4 separate regions of the Homo sapiens genome follow, and regions 1, 2 and 4 are each linked to region 3. A link is a loop called in an ENCODE intact Hi-C map of the cell type or tissue named here. Cell type or tissue: PC-3. All regions are shown on one strand. Region 1 has its middle 120 kb from the start of LINC01186. Region 2 has its middle 49 kb from the start of LINC01186. Region 3 holds the start of LINC02595 (long intergenic non-protein coding RNA 2595). Region 4 has its middle 140 kb from the start of LINC01186.

Region 1 (5,000 bases), 360 kb before region 3:
GATATCTCGCCAAAAAGATATACTAATGTTCTGTAAGCACATGAAAAAGATGCTCAGGCTCATTTGTCATTAGGGAAATGGAACTGAAAATAACATTGAAATACCATTTTATACTCACTAGAATGGCTATAATAAAAAAGACAGACAATAAGTTTTGGCAAGGATGTGGAGAAACTGGAATCCTCATATATTTCTGATGGGAACATAAAATGGTACAGCCAGTTTGGAAAACAGTTCGGCAGGTTCTTAAAAAGTTAAACATAAATCTACCATATAATCCAGCAATTTCACCCCTAGATATCTATCTAAGAGAAATGAAAATGTGTCCATGGGGAGACTTGCACACAAATGTTCATAGCAGCATAATTCATAATAGCTAACCCAAATGTCCATCAACTTTTGAATGATTAAACAAAATGTGATATATCCATATAATGGAATATTATTCAGCAATTAAAAGGAACAATGAACTGATGCATTCAACAACATGGATGCAACTCAAATACTATGCTAAGTGAAAGAAGCCTGTCACAAAAGTCCACATAATGTATGGTTCTATGTATATGAAATGTCCAGAAAAGACAAATTTATAGAGAGCAACAGTAGATTATTGGTTGCCTGGGCTGCAGTAGGAATGAGAAGTGACTGCCAAATGGTCATGAGGGATCTTTTTGGGGTGAAGGAAATATTCTAAAGTTGGTTTGTGATGATAGTGGCACAACTCTATAAACATAAGAAATAGCCAGAAGCAGTGGCTCACGCCTGTAATCGTAACACTTTGGGAGGCTGAGGCAGGGGATGACTTGAGCCCAGGAGTTTGAGATTGCAGTGAGCTATGATCATACCACTGCATTCCAGCCTGGATGACAGAGCGAGACTGTCTAAAATAAATAAATAAATAAATAAATAAATAAATAAATAAATAATAATAATATATATATGTATATACACACATACATATAATATTATTAATGTGTATACTAAAAACTGGTGAATTTTATGGTATGTAAGTTATACTTCGACAAAACATTTTCTTTAAAAAAATAGGACAAAAAATGAATTCTTCCCCTCTCCACTTATAAGATAATACTTTCTTGGGGAAAAGCATTATAGATCCTATTCTAATACCAGCTCTTCCCCAGGATGAAATTGGAGAACAAGCTTCAAGAATACATGAGAAAGGGCCAGGCACAGTGGCTCACGCCTGTTAATTCCAGCATTTTGGGAGGCTGAGGCAGGCAGATCACCGGAGGTCAGGAGTTCGAGACCAGCCTGCCCAACATGGTGAAACCCCATCTCTCCAAAAGTACAAAAATTAGTTGGGTGTGGTGGCACATGCCTGTAATCCCAGCTACTTGGGAGGCTGAGGCAGGAGAATTGCTTGAACCAGGGAGGCAGATGTTGCAGTGAGCCGAGATTGTGCCACTGCACTCCAGCCTGGGCAACAGAGCGAGACTCCATCTCAAAAAAAAAAAAAAAAAAAAAAAAGAATACATGAGGGGAAATGTTTTCCAATAATGTAGACAGGAATTCACATGTTCAGTCATTTATTCATCATGTTAGCACAGAGTTCCCATACTATGGTTAATTTCGTAAGTCTGTCAGAGATTTTTAAATAGTATACGCAGTTTTATATACAACATCAGGTGCAATAATAAACCTGGCTAAATTCTGTATTACAAGCACGCAAGCAGCCGTTACTGAAACATTTTTATTGCCAAAGGTACATATGGACCCATTTTTAGCTGTCCTTCTGGTGAGATGAGCTCTCACAGGGCAATGATGTTGCTAAGAGGCATATGCTTCTGACTTGCTGGGAATTAAAAAAGAGAAAATATATTTGAATAAAACTAAACTTTGTGGTCTATTTATCTCCCACCAATTTGTTAAAGAATACATCTTCTGGTTCATATTCACTTGTATTAGTATTTTCTCTAAGAGCGTATTTGTGAATTTTTCCTTAGAACACTCCATTTCATTCCCCTGTTCTCCAAACAGTATTCCTTCTCCCTCTCTCCCTGCTTGTTAAGTATGTGTTAACCTTTGACGCCCTCCCCTCCATAATGCCTCCAGTTGTATAGGTTTATTTTGGACACAAAATAAGTGTGACTACCTCCTGAATGAATGAAAGTGGGTGGTTTTATCACCTGGGTAAACCTTGCACATTCTGTGGTTATGTAAACGTGGATAACCTTTATGGTTTCCTTTAACATGTACATATTCTTTCTTTTTCTCCCCTCCCATTGCTCTGAGCACATCCTAAGGAATGGGGAAAATCAGGTTCTGAAAATTCTTTTTACCCCTTTCGTTATTGACATTTTACATGATTTCCTTCCACCCTCAGGTGTAGGAATGCGGGTAACTGACAGGCTGTTCTGCAAGAGTGTGGGCATAGGATAAACCTGGAACATTGCTGAATTAAGTTATTCTGGGAGTAACTGTAAACAATAGAACTTCTTAAATTATGGTTTACTAAATTTGAATCACTATCCATTCATTGGGAGATTATTTGGCTAATAATTGTTTTAAAAAGATCATAATTTTTAAACTTTCTCCAAAGTTCATTTTTGAAACAGACCTATACTGTTAGAAGGTAACTAAATATGGGAACCCTAAATAATAATGGCATCCATGAAAAACTGGAGTTGGTTATTGTCGATACATTCTTTGCATAACCTTATAACACTTAACCATAAATAATTTTACTAGAACCTGGACTCTTGGGAGTAATCTTATGAAGCAGTTCTGTGTGGTTAGTAAAAAACTGCCCACCTATTTGGTTTCTGCCTCATGCTTTATAATCATCTGATCAGTGCTGCATGCTGAGTTCTACCCTATCTATACACATGCCTAATGTTTCACATGATATGAAATGTGGCAAACATTCACAGTGGATTTTGTGAGACACATACTATAGGAAACTTTCTTACACCTGTAATCAGGCATAAGTACTAGGGGAAAAGTGAAAGCTTTCAAATAGTGCTGCCTCTAGTACTAATAACATTGTTGAGCATTCAGGATTAGTTTGTTCAGCCTAGTGTAATAATTAATGTGTTTAAGTATGGTATAGTTGGGGGAGGTTTCTTCTCTAATCCATTGTTATTTGAAACCCTAGTCAGACATTTGAGAATTTGAAAGGACCCCTAAAGGCTTTTGTCTTAAATGTCTTTTCGCTTAAAAAAGAAAAAAAGAAAAAGAATAGATTTTAGTTTTAAACAAGAGAACACTGATCCATTTATGCCATTGTTTAAAATATTTTCTGTCATGTTAGTTGATGCCCTGAATCACTTTTAAAACTTCCCTTATTAAGTCATAGTTTATCCAGAAAAAATATAGTAAATCCTGAAGTGTCTGAAGTTTCCTTATATTTCCCAATGATGGATTTGAATAGGCTTTTAGCATGGTACAATTATTACTGGCTTCAGCGCAACTATATCACTAGGTAGCAAGTCTTGTGGCTGCAAGTGTCTTTGTTCTAAGGAATTGTACAATGAAAATATGATCTAATAAGGTAGTTATTCATTTACCACTTCCTGCTCATCAGCCCCAGCTTAGTGCTCAAGGCCCGCATGTTTCTAATTTCAATTTCAACTGCTGCAGAAGAGGCTTACTATAAAAAGAATTTAGAGTTAGCCAGGACTATTCTGGTGCCACAGACAAATTCTCACAATGCCACAAATAATGTAGCAATAAAGCAGGGACTATAATATGCTGCTATAGTTTAGTAGGTTGAATGGAGGTGAGGAAGTGGTGACAAGTGACTAAGGTGAGAGAAAGTTAAAGAGTGGTTGAGGTTGCAGAACTCTCCTTTAGTAGAAGACTGGCTTGATTTGATTCAATCTTCTGTTTCCTCCTTATGGACTTTCCTATTTGCCCCTCATTCCCTTGATCCTTCTTGTCCCTCCCATCTCCTTACCTTGAGTTGGTCATTTTCAGTTCTAGGGGCTCTCAAGCACTGCCATGGGGGACTGCATTGGTTGGTTCATCTTTCTACCCAGGCATACATTCATTCATTCACTAAACGCATACCAAGCGCCTCTTCTGTTTGTGGCTCTGTGCAAGGCACTAGGGATCCACCCTGAGTAGGACAGTTTCTGCCTTATGGAGAGACTAGAAGTAGGACCCCACAATTCGGATGAAGTAAATGGCTTCCAACCTTCAAAGAACTGCTTGCTGTAGTTTGGTTTGATGCATACTGGGTTTGGTTTGATTGCTAAAGGTGTGCAGATATATCTGTTATTCCTTCTTAAACTTATATCCTCAAAGGAGAGTGACAGCTTTCAGAGCAGAGACCTTTAGTGTCTCCATCTAGGACATTCATAAAAAGTAAGTCTGTGAGCCAAGAATAAATCTGAATTTTTTATTGAGGACTTGAGATCAGAACAGATCAAATGTTAGACTAACATCAGAACTAAAGATGACTGTCACAGTGTGAGGCCACCAGGGATGAGACTCTGAGATGGAGATCAGCATATAGGGTGTTTATTAGGAAGTGCTCTTGGAGCCAATACCTGTAGAAAGAAGGGGATGGAAACATGACTGGTTAGAGGGAGAGGTTAAACTGCTGGTCCCAATGAAGGCCTTGGCTGATCTTCTGGGAAGCTCTGGTATTAGGATGGCTCTTTAGAGCCGTCCCAAATTGAGGCAAGGGAGCTAGGCCTTTATACCAGCTGCATTGTTTAGACATTGGATGTGTGTTGCCCCTGTTGGACCTTGGGTATTTTTTTAGCCAAGGCAAGCCCTGAAAGTGGCTGAGAGCAGAGAGTGATCAACGGGCAGTACTAGCAGCTGGGAGAATAAGTTCTTCATTTCTGAAGGAGGATCTGGGCAGCACATTACAGGGTTCATTCACCACAACCACACCCAATCAGTGCTAGAGGACACTATGACAATTTACCTAGATCCAACAAAGCCAAGGGGTTCAGGCTACCTAGGAAGGACGTATCATTCCCCACTAGCCATTTGGAATGGTACAGTTAAAATATCTAACAAGTAAATTT
Region 2 (5,000 bases), 530 kb before region 3:
AACATATTCTCTGCCTTCCAGGGGCTTTTCATCAGGAGAACCAGAGGCAGGAGTGCCTGTAATCTGAGGCAGCCAATGAAAGTGTTAGAGAAGAAGACAAACAAGGGAAAAGAAGACATAAACAAGAGACTGACTTTGTGAGGATCATCTGCGATGGGTTGTGGAGAAGGAATGAATGATGCATAGAAAGAAATGATAGTACATAAATGGGTAAGGATATCAGAAAAGGACATTTCTCACAAGGTGAACATCATTCATTTAAAACTGGTCTGATTGTCCCATAGAACTAATATTTATGGTTTTTTAAATAAATATAGAAATTGACCCTCCCTGGTCTTAAAATTAGAAACTTACATTTGTCTCATCTGAGTTCGTTCCTTAGGAAACCGACCCTCAGGCAAGGGACTGAAACTCATCAGATCACTGCATCTGGACAATGAGATGCCAGACCCCTCATCCATCATCATTGCTTTCTTTCCCCTCCTTAATTCCTGTTTTCCCACCTTCCCTACTATATAAAACCCCCAGTTGGAGAGATGGGTTTGAGACTTTATCTGTCGTTCTCCTTGGTCACAGCACCCAATTAAAGCCTTCTTCCCTGGTAATACTCATTGTTTCAGTGGTTGGCGTTCTGTGTGGCCATCAGCAGGGCCTGGACTGAATCCCTGGCATTTCGGCAACACAATTAAAAAATGTTTATCACATGCCTAGGTACTGGGTATACTTTTGGTGCACCAAAGTTTCTGTCTTCATAGAACTTACATGTCAGATTGTGAAGGTATTTTGAAGAAAAAAAAATGCTCTGGTGGGTGAATGTAAGGCATTTTAGGGAAATATTGTGTTGTCTTCTGTGGCTGCTGAATAGGTTGCAGGGGGTTGGGATAGTGGGAAATCATCTGGCTTGGAAAAGTAAACAGAAGTCAGATCATGAATGGCCTTGTATGCCAAACTGAGGTGTATTTTGCTTTTCATTTTGTTTTGCTTTGTTTGTTTCTGGCTTGGCAATAGGGAACCACTGGAAGTTTTGAAGATGATCTGGGTGCTTTATGCTGTTAGACCAATGTGCTTTAGAAGATGAACTTTGGCTTAATATGAGACAGTTGGAAGAACTGGGTGAAGGGAAGGAAGCCACTTCAGAGGCAAGAGTTAAGAAGGATCTGAACTAGAATATGGGCCATTGCAACAGAAAGGGAGAGAGAAGAAAAAAATTGCAGAGATGGAATTATGGTAATTAGCAATTGATGGAACATAGAGCTGCTGAAGAGGTTTTAAGCCTGAAAGAAAAGTTATTGGCCGGGCACAGTGGCTTATACCTGTAATCCCAGCACTTTGGGAGGCCGAGGCGGGTGGATCACCTGAGGTCAGGAGTTTGAGACCAGCCTGGCCAACATGGCGAAACCTCATCTCTACTAAAAATATAAAAATTAGCTGGGTGTGGTGGCACACGCCTGTAATCCCAGCTACTTAAGAGGCTGAGGCAGGAGAATTGCTTGAACCTGGGAGGTGGAGGTTGCAGTGAGCTGAAATTGCACCACTGCACTCCAGCCTGGGCGACAGAGCGAGACTCTGTCTCAAAAAAAAAAAACAAAAAAAAAAAAAAAAAGAAAAGTTATTGCTATTGAAGAGACTGCAAGCACAGGAGGGGGAAGTTGAGGTGCAGATTATAATAGATTGTTCCAATAAGAACACGTGGACACAGGGAAGGGAACAACACACACTGGCGCCAGTTGGGGGGTGAGGGACGGGGGGAGGGGAGCATTAGGACAAATAGCTAATGCATACAGGGCTTAAAACCCAGATGACGGGGGCCGGGCACGGTGGCTCACGCCTGTAATCCCAGCACTTTGGGAGGCTGAGGCGGGTGGATCACGAGGTCAAGAGATCGAGACCATCCTGGCTAACAAGGTGAAGCCCTGTCTCTTCTAAAAACAAAAAACAAAAACAAAACAAACAAAAAAACCACCTAGATGACGGATGAAGGGTTGATAGGTGCAGCAAACCCCCATGGCACACGTTTACCTATGCAACAAACCTACACGTTCTGCACTTGTATTCTTAAAAAATAATATTAATAGGCTAGGCATGGTGGTTCACGCCTGTAATCCCAGCACTTTGGGAGGCCGAGGTGGGCGGATCACGAAGTCAGGAGTTCGAGACCAGTCTGGCCAAAGTAGTGAAACCCCGTCTCTACTAAAAATACAAAAAATTAGCCGGGTGTGGTGGTGTGTGCCTGTAATCCCTGCTACTCAGGAGGCTGAGGCAGGACAGTCACTTGAACTTGGGAGGCAGAGGTTGCGGTGAGCCGAGACCACACCATTGCACTCCAGCCTGGGCGACAGTGCGACACTCCATCTTGAAAAAACGTAATAATAACAATAATAATGATAATAGATTGTCCCACTTCCTTCCCTCTGCCAAAGGATAATCCAGAACATCACGGTGCCAAGATGTGAGCTTCATCTGGCTAAGTCCACTAAACTATTTTTTTAAGAAAAATGATTCAAACAAGCTATCTGAGCTCTGGATTTGGGATTTCTCAGTATTATTTAAAAAATAATTTTAAGCACGGTCATGATATCTTTAACAGTTTTGAAACCTTTATTTTTCCATTTTAATTTAAAATAAAAATCGCATCTGTAAAACACTGTTAAGAATGGGATATATCAGCAAATAAAAAATGGACTCAGAAGACATAGTGAATTAATGTAAGATTGACTGTGGATTTTATTTTTCACACTGATATTTTGGCTTCTATAGACTAGAGAGATACTCTGTGAGTTTTATGATGATGTTTTTCCATGTTGTATGAGTGAACCATGGCATTGTTCTTTGAACATCTGTGTAAATGGCTCTGAAAACCTGAGAGAGAATAGTCAGCCCTGAACACAGGGAGGCAATGTTGCTTAAAGAAACAGAAAGACCCGGGCTCCTGACTCTCTGCTTCTTGCCGGTTGTGTTAACTTCTATACAAATAGCTTGACAAGCTATTTAGCCCCTCAGTGCCTCTGTCTCCTCATCTTTAAGATGGAAATTAAAAATGCCTATTTCAGATGGTTGCCATGAGAGTTACATGATAAAGGGCAGGTAAAGCACTTACTTGTGTGGGGCCTGCCTTGTGGTCAGCGTCAGTGACCATTCTATTTCTGTTGGGTGTGCTCAGCTGTTGGCCCAGGAGCAGGGCTGCTGCTTACCCAGGCTGTTACTCTGTGCCTCTGCTCAGTCAACCCAGAGTATTCCTGCATTTGATTGCTTTCTGCATGTCATCAATGTAGTGATGTGGAATCGTGGTGTGAAAGCTGAAGTACCTTTTAGAGATGTTACCTTTTGTATTCTCATTTTTTCCTGTGTTACTGTGTTAGCTTCTGGCTCTTTAGGGGGGAATATTGTGTTAGCTTCTGGCTCTTTGGGGGGAAATTGTTTAGGCACAGGAAAGAGAGATTTTTTTTTTCTTGATAAGTTTTTTTTTCTCAGTAGGGTTCTGTTTCCACATTTCCAAGTATGGCTTACTTAAGCTCAGGTATTCAGCAGGTGAATCTGAGGCTGGGGTCAGGATGAGATATCTAATGACTAATACGTTATCAAAGTCTGTGGTGAGTTTATATGTCTTCCCTATGGATATTTGAACAATTTGAATCATCGTCTCCCACTGTCACTTTCTACCCTGGAAATCTGGGAGTAACCTACCAAGCGTATGTAAATTACCCAGTGATATAAAAAGCCATCCTTTTCACATTCCACAAAAAACATTGACCATCTAGCTGAAGGACTTTCCAGTTTCAGTTGCATGTTTTATAAGAAAAAAAAAATCCCTTAAACCAAATAGCTAAGAGCTAACATACAAAATGAGGCCTTTTCTCATCTCCCCTCCACTTTCACCAGCACAAGCAAAGTGGTGGTAAAATATACAAGAAAAAGTGCCTGTTTTGTAGGGTTGTTTTAAAATGTGCTCCCTTCAAGTTTCTTGGGTCCTTTTGTCCCAGTTTCCATGGGATTTAGGAAATGGTGAGCAAACATGCCCATAGCTGTTTAGGAAAAATAGCCCATAGCTATTTGCTATGGGCAGGTACTTATTTTCTTGGCCTTGTGATATGAAGAGTGTGGGAGGTCCAAGAAAGGGCTATGGGCCCTGAAGGCCATGCCATTTCAAAAACTGGATAGCTCTGGTTCAAGCAAAAAAAAAAAAGAAAGAAAGGAAAAAAAAAATCTCCGAATGCTAGAATTCCATCTTCAATTAAAAATCGATCCTCATTCCACCATTGGAGAAATAATTGGCATGATCAATCATATGGGTGTCAGTTGCCTGTCAAAGCAAAGTTGTTACTGTTGTGCTCTCCCCATCACCTTTTCAGAAAACTGGCAAATTCTACCATTCTGGGGAGCACTGCCCTCTGTGATAAAGAGAGAAAAGAGATGTATCTAGATGTGATCTAGAAGATTTTTTATGTACTATGCCTAGCTTAAATTCAGAGTACAATGTGTTTGAGGATGGTTAGCTGTGAGATGAAATTTGTAAACTTTGTGCTGTGCCCATCTCATTTCTGTACTATTTTCCACATGCTTTTTACTAGTTCTTGGTACAAGTGGAAGCAGAAAGTGATTCTGCTCACTTTCACGTGTATTAAACTGTGTTCAGCTTTCATATAGTTCTCATAACTGAGTTTTGAGACCAATATTAGCTGGTCTTTCATAGCAACGTATGTATTAATTTTCTCTTCCAACTTGATTTCACTTGCACTTTTTCTCCCTCATGAATATTCTTTGAGGATAACATTTCTACTGAAAACTCCTTATCTTCCCAGATATGTTTGTGAGAATTAACTAAACCTGTGTCTAACTCAAGAAAAAAACCCCACTTCAGTTCACTTGCTTAAGTATTTGAAAATAACTTTGCTCTTTCTTTTCAAGAAATAACTCTTTTCCCATTTTTTAAAACATTGAACTTCCTTATTAATTTCTTTGTTTATTGTGTAAGGGCCTAATTAATGACTCACAAAAAGTTG
Region 3 (5,000 bases):
TTTATTATCTCTTGGCTTTAAAAAAAATTCTGTCCTTTGCCAGATCTGAAAATGCTGCCAACCTGGAAGAAAAAGAACCCATTTTTCTAAACAACCTCATTTAGTAATTTCCATGAAATTGACATTTTAGAACTATGACAAAAAGCCAAATTAAAACTCAGGGGTTCCTAATCCCTAAATTCTGAGTCCGTTTTAAGAAATACCTAAAATACACTTTAAAACGAACCAATTAATATAATTACCGTGGGTTTAAATAACACATACACACTGGATTTGTTTCTGTAAAACACAGCTGTTCTGTTATTTACATTTTGCTATTTTTTAAATTAGAAATATGGCTTTATATATTGTACATATATGTAAAGTAACTTTTTAAAAAGAGTGAATCTGTTGTCTTCTGCCATCATTACATTAAAAAAAAAAAAACCCAACCACCCTACAGCCAATTAACTTGGAAATCTTATATTCAAGCTTCTGAATATTACTGCGGTTGTAGCAAGGGAAGCAGCACATCCAGGTAGTTAATGTAGAAGAAACAGGGCACAGGCAGCAACTTGCATCCCCTGGCAATTCACATGGTAATTTCTTCGCTTCCACTCTCAGGCTCACTCCACCTTGCTTCACCAACCCCCCTCCCCCTAAGACACGAGGCACCCTCTGGGCCACGGAAGGTGCCATGCGGGGAGACGCCGGAAGAGCGGGGGCAGAGTGCACGGTTCCCACACCCTTAGCCGCGGGCGGCCGCCGCGGGCCCCAGGAGTGGGGAACCGGTTGGGAGAGCGGGGTTGGGGGCGGACCCCAGGGCCGCACCCCTGGTCCCCCCCATCCCCTTTCTACCGCCACAGACCCAAGAACCCGAAATCTGCGGCACGAGGCGCGGCGCCCGCAGCCCCCGGCTGGGCCCCGGCGGGGATGGGCGGGCAGGGGGCGGAGCGCAGCGCAGCGCGGGGCGGCGGGAAAGGGGCGGAGAGGATAGCTTGGGCTCTGGCGGGCCGCGGGACTGGCAGAACCTGCGGGCGAGGTGGGTGGCTCGCCAGCCGGGACGAAGGGAAATGAGGACCACCGCTCCGGGGCGCGAGTAGGCGCGTGGAGTCCGGGGGCTCAGCCGCCGCGCCTCTTCCTCCTGCAGCTGGAGACTGCAACAGCGGCGGGTGCACCGGCAGCAGCGACGACCCTGCGCGCAGGTGGGCACCCCCGAGCGCGGCGCTCTGCCCGCTCCCCCGGCCACCGCGGGCCGGACGCCCGCTCTTCCAGGCCACTGCGCTTGGGGGCGAGGGCTGGGTAGGTCCAGGGGCAGAAGGAAGGTGCACGGCCCCGTGGTGGGCGCGCTTCTGCGCGCGCGCTGTGGTAGGTGGGAAAGAGGTGCAGAAAAGCTGCCTCCCTTAGGGTTCACTCCCTCGGTTCCACTGTCCCCACCCCACCCCTTCTGAGGAGCTGGGCACACCGGTGGGGCTTTGGAAAACTGCGATCTCCTACCCGCCCCGCAGTATCGGTGGCGTGTGCAGGTTGCCCTTCTCTTCACAGTCCACACCCAGCAACCATCAGGACGCCCCCTGCTCCCGGCCCGAAGACTGTAGGGACCATGGGAGGAGAGAGTGGTGGCTGGACCGGTCGGGGCGTGTGCGCGGAAGGCTGGAGTTGCTTGAGTATTGTCTGCCGGGGCCGGCGCTTGCGTCAGGGTGCTCCCTCGCGCTTTCGGGGGTAGGGAATGGGTTTGCTGAACTTACTCTGAGGGCTGATTCTGCACATGCCCTTGGCGCCTTGTGCATGTTTGGACAAGGGTTTAATGGAGGCACGTGGGAGCAGTATCGATCTCTGGCGGGTCCCCAAAGACCCTCTTGGGATAGTCCAGAGCGTGTTCGGGGTTGAGAGCGAAAGGAGAGTGTTCCGTGTGAATGTGCGTCCTAGGGAGGAGGAGGACAGTGTCTCAAGGAGACTTGATTTTCTTTTATTTGCTGCAATTCCGTAAACCAAATCATGCTTTCGAGGCGTTAAAGTAAATTACTGGTAAGTGGGGCGGATCTCTGCTGGGGATAAAGAAGCTCCCGGGTTTGCGGGGTAGCGGGCCTGGCTGGCGTGCACGCTCGGTGGCTTTTGGCGCTGTCTCGCCTAGGTAGTGGGGGTGGAGGTGGTGGTGCTTGTGTCTTTGGCTTAAGGTGCTGGAGCCGGGCTTACTTGTCCTAGGTAGACTGTGGGACTTGGAGGAGGTAAAAAAGCTTCGCGGCGCGGTTATTCGCAATTAACTCCAGAAATCTCAGTGTGTGTCTGTCGGTCGGTCTCTCTCTGTCTCTTTCTCTCTCTCTCTCTCTCTGTCTCTGTCTCTCTCTCTCTCTCTCTCTCACACACACACACACACACACACACACACACACACACACTCGCACGTCTCATGGCTGCTTGGATTTGCCGATAGTTGTTCATGAATTTTTATTCCTGTTTGTTCATTTCCTGACTTTTTTTTTTTTTTTTTTTTGGAAAAAGGACCTACCTGTATTAAAATCCGTGGGGTTTCAGAAAGACCCTTCCGCAGTCATTCATATTCAAATCAAGGATAGGGCATTTTGATGAAAATACCCCACCAAACTGCTGTTTGGATTGGACAAAACTGTAGTTCAGGTTAGAATTACTGTTATTTTAAATAGACATCTTACAACCTTGTGGTAAAGTAACCTTAGCCTGAATCGCCCCTGATCTTTCTTTGTGTCAATTTACAGAATTCTGAATTACAGATGAACAAAGCGGTGAAGTTTTCTTTTAATTTTAAACGACAGGTCTTGAAATGGCTGTAAGTTGAGTTCTGCGACTCCATCTCTTTAATGATCGGCTCAGAGTGGTGTATAGTTGATGATCTGAGACTTACATATGTTTCAATTTCTAATCAAATAATTTATCATACCATTGGGGAGAAGGACGCCTTAGGAATTTTCAACACAGAGGAGAAAGAACATTTTTGTCTTTTGGAGCAAATGTTTTGCCACTTTTTCCCCAGATGTCCCCGTTAGATGCCTAGAAAAGATGCATTGTTGACGAATAATACATGATTTATTTCTCTTTTATGTCTACAGGTGGCAGTGTAGAAGCCAGACCGGGAGCTTCCAGAAGTGGTTTCTGAAAGAGTCAAATGTACATGAGTAAGCAAGCACAGGAATCTGAAAAACCACAGGTATGTAGGACAATTAATCCACCTATCTAGCTTTATAATTATTGCATTCCAGTAGTACTAACCCATTTGCTCTTATGTTCAATATTTTGACACTTATATAAATTTCTATGAAGTGAAATGTATTTTGAGGTAACCTCCGAGGAGAAGCAGGGTCTAATCTATTTCTGACAATGTATTTAAATAAAAATTCTGCATGTCATTATATTACATGACTTTTTACTGTTCTAAAAGAGTTGTTTTTCCATTGTGACCATGTGGCTTTGCATTTAACCAGTTGTTTGATATCTGCTTTTCAAAACACTTTTCCTGAAACTACATAAAACTGCCAATTGTTCTGAATAATTTCATTTGAGATAATGTTAACAGAGTCACCTGCATGAACCAATAACAATATCAGCTTAAAAATTTTTTTTATTTTTTGGCTGGGTGTGGTGGCTCACGCCTGTAATCCCAGCACTTTGGGAGGCCGAGGCGGGCGGATCACGAGGTCAGGAGATCGAGACCATCCTGGCTAACACGGTGAAACCCCGTCTCTACTAAAAATACAAAAAATTAGCCGGGCGTGGTGGCGGGCGCCTGTAGTCCCAGCTACTCGGGAGGCTGAGGCAGGAGAATGGCGTGAACCCGGGAGGTGGAGCTTGGAGTGAGCCAAGATCGCGCCACTGCACTCCAGCCTGGGTAACAGAGTGAGACTTCGTCTCAAAAAAAAAAAAAAATTTTTTTTTTTTTTTTTTTTTTTTTTTGGTGACAGGGTTTGGCTTTGTTACCCAGGTGGAGGGCAGTGGCAGGATCTCAGCTCACTACAACCTCCATCTCCTACATCCTACATCTCCTACATCTCCATCTCACTACAACCTCCCACAACACGCCGGGGTTGTTTTTGTATTTTTTGTAGAGACAGGGTTTTGCCATATTGTCCAGGCTGGTCTTTAACTCCTGGGCTCAAGCGATCTGCCTGCCCTGGCCTCCCACAGTGTTAGGACTACAGGCATGAGCCACTGCACCCAGCCAAGTATCAGCTTTTAATAAAACTGCATCTCACTGTTGAATTGACGTAACACCGATCAGAATACAGATGCATTAGGAGGCTTCTTTTAAACCAAGCCCTTCTGCTATTAACCTTCTGATGATTTTTCTCCTACTACCTTGCTGTTTTTACAGGCCCACTAATTTGCCTGCTTGACTAAAATAAGGACGAGTTATGTGCTGATGAGAGACATGTTTGTAATGTTATTCGTTGTGACACAGTTCAAAAGAATTTGCCTTTGATTCTCACTAAAATGTAAAGTTTTGCATATTAAGATCCTTTTTCAACAACTGAGCAACTCTTTATAATGAAGGGCAGAAGACGCCAAAGGGAAGAAAATATTTACCTTTGTGGGCTTTTACTTTCTTTCCTGGGAATGGTAGGCCATAGCTATTGGTATGTTTTTTTGTTGTTGTTGTTGTTGTTGTTGTTGTTTTTTGAGAAGGAGTCTCTGTCGCCCAGGCTGTAGTGTAGTGGCATGATCTCGACTCACTGCAACCTTCACCTCGGGTTCAAGCGATTCCCCTGCCCCAGCCTCCTGAGTGGCTGAGATTACAGGCACCCACCACCAGGCCCGGCTAATTTTTGTATTTTTAGTAGAGATGGGGTTTCACCATGTTGGTAAGGCTGGTCTCCAACTCCTGACCTCGGGTGATCCTCCCGCCTCGGTCTCCCAAAGCGCTGGGATTACAGGCATGAGCCAGCGCCTACCACCGCTATTGGTACTTTCACACGGATGCTAAAGTTATTGTGCTGGCCGTGTTAAGGGTCAGGCATCAAAATGGCCGCTCAAGAGAATGAAGCTTTCTC
Region 4 (5,000 bases), 340 kb before region 3:
CCTGTTCTTTGTTCTCCTGAAGGAGCTTGGTGATAAGGCAGGGGATTATTTCTTTGGCACACTTCACAGGCCCTGACTATCTGCTTGATAGTTTTGAAAAGGCCTGGTCCAGTAAATAATGATTTGGCCATCTGATGGGTGCTGTCAATGCCTAAGTGAAAGGTCTGGTGAAGGCTTTTAAGTAATTTCCATTGGTTAGCTGCAGGCAAAAGTATTTTTCCTTCTTCGGTGGCTAGCCATCCTGAGGGGAGGAAACTATGTCCTCATGAACTTCCCCATTCTATTTCTTCTGCTGAGTACTGGGGCTTGTTTTCCCAGAGAGGATTACCCCATACTAGGAGTCCTTCTATAAGCATTTCTAATGGAGGGTCCTGCCTTGCGGCTCTTTTGGCTTCAATATCCGCTTGGCGGTTCCCTTCTATTTCCTTTTCCTTTCCTTTCTAATGCCCCTGGCAGTGTAAGACTGCCACCTCTTTAGGTTTCTGTACAGCCAATAATAATCTCCTGATGTCTTCCTGATGTTTGATAGGTGTTCCCTCAGAAGTTAGGAATTCCCTTTCTCTCCATATTGCTACGTGGGCTTGGAGGACTAGGTGAGCATACTTAGAATCTGTATATATATTTACTCTTTTCTTTTCCCTAATTCTAGTGTATAATGGCTCCTGCTTTTGCTAGAATGTCTCTTCCTAACAAAGGAGTGGGGCTTTCAGGCATAATTAAAAAGACATGTGAAAAGAGTAAAGTTCCCCAGTCACAACTTAGTGGCTGGGAGAAGTTATCTAGTGACTGCCTGTCCTAGGACCCCTTGGATAGTGACAGATCTGGAGGACAGTTGTCCAGGACAGAGGAGTATGACTGAGAAGGCTGTGCCAGTGTCCAGGAGGCAGTTAACCTCCTGGACCTCAATGGTCATGCATACCCAGGGCTCTGTGAGGGTGATGGCATGGGCTGGCACTTGCCCCGGGCACCCTCAGTCCTGCTGCTGGATCATCTGATTAGTGGCTTCTGACTCAGAGGACCTTCGTCCCCTGGGGCAGTGGGCCTTCCAGTGATTCCTTTGACAAAAGGGGCATGGACGAGGGGGCCGCTTATTTCTATTCAGTCTGTCCCCAGTCTTTAAAAGAAAGCCTGATACATAGTACATGCTAAATAAATATTTGCAGAATGAGTAAGTTGCATCATGAGTGTTTCTCCTTATCATTAACAACCTATAAACATTTTAAAGACTTTTTGATCTTTTGTCATATTTTATTTAACCGATTCTCTATTATTGTACTTGTGGGGGTTTTTGGATTTGGTTTAAATATAAAACCTTGTCTCCTTAAAAATAAATTGTTGAGGACTTGGAAGGAATCATATGCAAGTCTTTCACCATTTCAACTTGGATGCACAGATAAACATCATGCCCTAACGAATCCTGGTATGTATGTTCCTGGGACAATCTGAAACATCTCTGGGCACGTTTAGTGTATCATTTAAAAGGAATGAGACTTGGTACCTGTCAAGTTCTCTGTAAATCTCACGTCTAACATGAACCACATAAGAATTCCACCAGCAATTTTTTTACTTGATAATCACTTCTAAAACAGAAACTTGGATTAGAATCAGGAAGGGATGTAAAAGAGAATGAATACATGAGGAGCAGACAGAAGGGAGATGCTGCTGGTGAAACTGGACCCTATTCCCTCCCAGTGATAGAAGAAGCTATGTAGACTGGTGTACTTTATGAATGCCATAGGCATTTTTCTCATTCCTGATGAGCAAGGTGGAAGGTTAGGTCCTTCTAAATTGTACCTGTGTGCTAGGCCAGTTAATCAAAATGTATGTACAGGACAAACACCCAAACACATTTTGTAACATTCAATCCATCCCTGATGACACAGTTGTCTTAACCATCAGAATGTCAGCGACCTGTGGAAATTTATGTGTTTATGTACATTTTCTTACAAGAATTGTTCTTACTCAGGAATGGGTGTAAACACCAGAAAGATTTTTTGATAGATATACTGTTAAGGGCATGAATCAAGAACCTCTGAACTCAAATCCTAGTTCTTCCGCTTACAAATGTATGATCTTGGACAAGTTACTTAACTTTTCAATATCTTAGATTTCCAAGGATAATGAATGTGTTACACACAATATTAGAAAATGAGATAAAGACTCTTAGGGCTTTACTGGTAATGTAACTTCCAACAGGATGAAGAAATAGATTTTTCTCTCCCTCTTTTTCAAAATTCTCACTCTACACTTTACAGCTAAATTTCTCGCAGCATGTTCCACAGAGCATGTGTTCCAAGACATGCTCAATAAAAAAGGATTACTATATACTAACTTCTCTCTTAGAGATTTGTCAAGCCAATTAGCATGCTGAAGGCTCAAGGAAATGTACACTAGAGAAAATTGGTTGACTTTGTTTAATTTGGTATTTCCCAGTCTAATTTAATGAGGAATTTTTTCTTATGATACCTCTTACTAGCTTTTCGAATGACTGTGATGAAACATATTATTAGAGTGGATCTCCTAAGGCTCCATCAGAACAGAGGATCACTGAATTTAGGAGAAATAAAGAGAATTCACAGTGAAGGTGTAATATCTCATCTAGAAAACTGGAGGTCCTAGATAATTTATAGACATGCATAGCTTGTAATGAAGTGACAATATGGCCTCCAATGTTTTAATAATCCCAAATAATTATTAATTTTATATCTCATTAATTTTTTTTCTGCTTGATATCTTTTTGTTTGTATCAGCCTCTTCTGTCATATTTTGGCTTGTTACTTATCTTTTATTTTCTCAAGTATCAACTCTTGATTCATTCAGTGTGGGTGTATATGGGTGGAGTCTCCCTTCTTCACAAAACCCCTAGGTAGTGCAGTTTTTAATAGTGGTGACTCACGAATGACAAGACTAGGAACACTTTTTAAGCATTGATTATAATGAGAGAGCAGCAAGTTATTGCTTGATGAAGTTGGATTTATTAATAGATGAGATAATCCAGTTGTTACAAAAAGTCTGACTTGTAGTTTCTTCGAAACTTCTTATAATCCTCCCTTATTTATTTACCTTTAAAATTTTTTTCTGAATCCAATCCCATCACCATAAAACTCAGAGAAACTTCTGCATCAGCACTTGATAGCTTTCCCAGAAAAACAAAGAAAGTGAATTAAAAAATATAGGCTAGCAGACCAAAAGTCCAAGTAAGACAGGAAAAATATAAAGTTCTCCTTCATCCCTCTGTGCCTCCCACAAAAAAGACCATAAAAAGGAACGTGCAAACCTTAACCCTTGTCCTCATACAAATAAGAGAAAAGCAGGAAAGAGGAATAACAAAGACATGTAAGCGCAAAATAGGAAAGGTAAATTTGAGAATTGCTAACAAATATTTTGTAACATAAAGGAAATTGTAAAATTATATAAATATGTCTGAAAAGAGAAACTGATAGAGTAAAAAATGTTTTTGACCCTTCCCCCACTAATAGATGGGGAAGAAAATCTTTTCATTGCTGATACCAAAAGACAAAGACTGCTATTGAATGTTTCATTTTTCCCCTAAAATAAGGTTGTTGTTTGCAGAAACTGGAATGGGCACCCCCTCCTCACAAAAACAAACTGAAAATAAATAAAAATAATGCACTGTAGCCTTGTCACATCAGGACCTATACAATTCCAATCTGTAATGGGGCTTTTCTCTAAATATTATCCATTAATTTGTTTCTAGTAATGTTCAATTAGGTTATTTGGACCAATCTTTTTGCAGGGAGAAAACCCTATATATTATGGATAAAATGCAAGAAATAAAATGTTTTTAAAAAACATTGAAAAGCTGAAAGAGAGTGAAGAATTTCTAGGGCAAACTTGAAGGGAAAGCAGGAACCCAGAGAGGTACGGGGAGCCCAGAGGCCATTGAAGGTCTTTGCCAATCTGGAGAAATTGGAACTTTAACAGCCAAGGTGACATCGCCTGCCCAAGGTGGGGAGTCTAAGAGGAGATCTTCTCCATTTTAAGCTGAAATTCCAAAGGGCTCTACCGTTCAGTCAGGGTGAAGCAGAAGTAAATTGGGCTTTGAATGTACTGTTAGCTGAAATTGACATCTTTTGAAATGCCAAAACAAGCCCAAACCCCTCAAGCGTTGAATTTAGTCTGAGTGATTTTGAACAGATAGTGTCTTCAGATATTTGGCTTTAGCAAATGTGCATTTTCTTTTGAAGAAGTACCTTTCATACCAGAACTCAAATTTTTTCCTACAAATAATTTTTCAAAAATATTTTAGCATCAAACAGTGCTATTCACACAAAAAGAAAGCACGGTGCATGAGGACAAACAGAAATAATAGACAACAAAACAAAATTCACGAAGTCTCCAGATACTGGAATTATCAGTCAAGGGTTGTAAAACAACTATGCTTTCAATATTTACATAAATAAAAGACAAAGTATCTGTGCAAACAGGAAACCTTATAAAGTGACAACAGATTTGGAAAAGAACCAGATTTCCAACAGATTTGGAAAAGTTATAACTTCTAGAAATGAATATATATATGGATATATGATAATGTATAAAATTATTAGCAGATTACTCATGGATAAAAAGATAACTGGTGAATTTGAAAATAAGTCTGAAAAAATTATCCAGAATTCAACACAGAGAAAATAAAGGATGGAAAATAAAACAAGAGATTAAGAGACATGGGGTGATAGAGAGAAAACATCTAACAATCATTCGTGTAGAATCCTAAAGTACAATAGAGAGAGAATGAAAATATAGTAAAAATTTTCTACAGCTGATGAAATACATTAACCCACAATTCCAGAAGCCCCTTAATTTCAAGTGAGATATTTAAAAATATTTCTACCTACCCCTAACAGTGAAAATGAAGAACAGCAAAGACAAAAGGAAAACAAAAATGTAGGCCCAGAAAATAAGACAGATGACATTCAAAAGAGTGGCATTTATACTGATAGTTGACCCCTCAATAGCAGCAATGGAAGGCAGATGGAAGT

What was found. Peaks named below come from ENCODE experiments on the same cell type or tissue, not always from the same donor. Only the 100,000 strongest peaks of a DNase experiment are listed, where the experiment ranks them.
Region 1: it touches region 3 in a loop (7-fold over the local background); 3 of 110 quality-filtered maps call a loop at or near these places.
Region 2: it touches region 3 in a loop (5-fold over the local background); 12 of 110 quality-filtered maps call a loop at or near these places.
Region 4: it touches region 3 in a loop (5-fold over the local background); 2 of 110 quality-filtered maps call a loop at or near these places.

Annotation. Positions count from the first base shown.
Region 1 is chrX:46,207,187-46,212,186 of GRCh38, reverse strand. No RefSeq gene overlaps it. Among named protein-coding and RNA genes, the nearest start is that of LINC01186, 120 kb to the left of the region's middle. In PC-3, no CTCF peak of the experiment used is centred here; DNase peaks (open chromatin) are centred at 2,196 and 3,506; H3K4me3 peaks cover 545 bases; H3K27ac peaks cover 3,085 bases.
Region 2 is chrX:46,374,624-46,379,623 of GRCh38, reverse strand. No RefSeq gene overlaps it. Among named protein-coding and RNA genes, the nearest start is that of LINC01186, 49 kb to the right of the region's middle. In PC-3, a CTCF peak has its summit at 2,886; DNase peaks (open chromatin) are centred at 2,903 and 3,633; H3K27ac peaks cover 2,084 bases.
Region 3 is chrX:45,847,538-45,852,537 of GRCh38, reverse strand. LINC02595 (long intergenic non-protein coding RNA 2595) reads left to right here and starts at 1,048. Exons shown (of 3, transcript NR_125365.1): 1 at 1,048-1,184; 2 at 3,066-3,163; 3 at 4,325-4,464. In PC-3, a CTCF peak has its summit at 3,063; DNase peaks (open chromatin) are centred at 637 and 3,107; H3K4me3 peaks cover 4,809 bases; H3K27ac peaks cover 4,018 bases.
Region 4 is chrX:46,182,835-46,187,834 of GRCh38, reverse strand. No RefSeq gene overlaps it. Among named protein-coding and RNA genes, the nearest start is that of LINC01186, 140 kb to the left of the region's middle. In PC-3, no CTCF peak of the experiment used is centred here; DNase peaks (open chromatin) are centred at 1,114, 1,524 and 2,864; H3K4me3 peaks cover 458 bases; H3K27ac peaks cover 3,668 bases.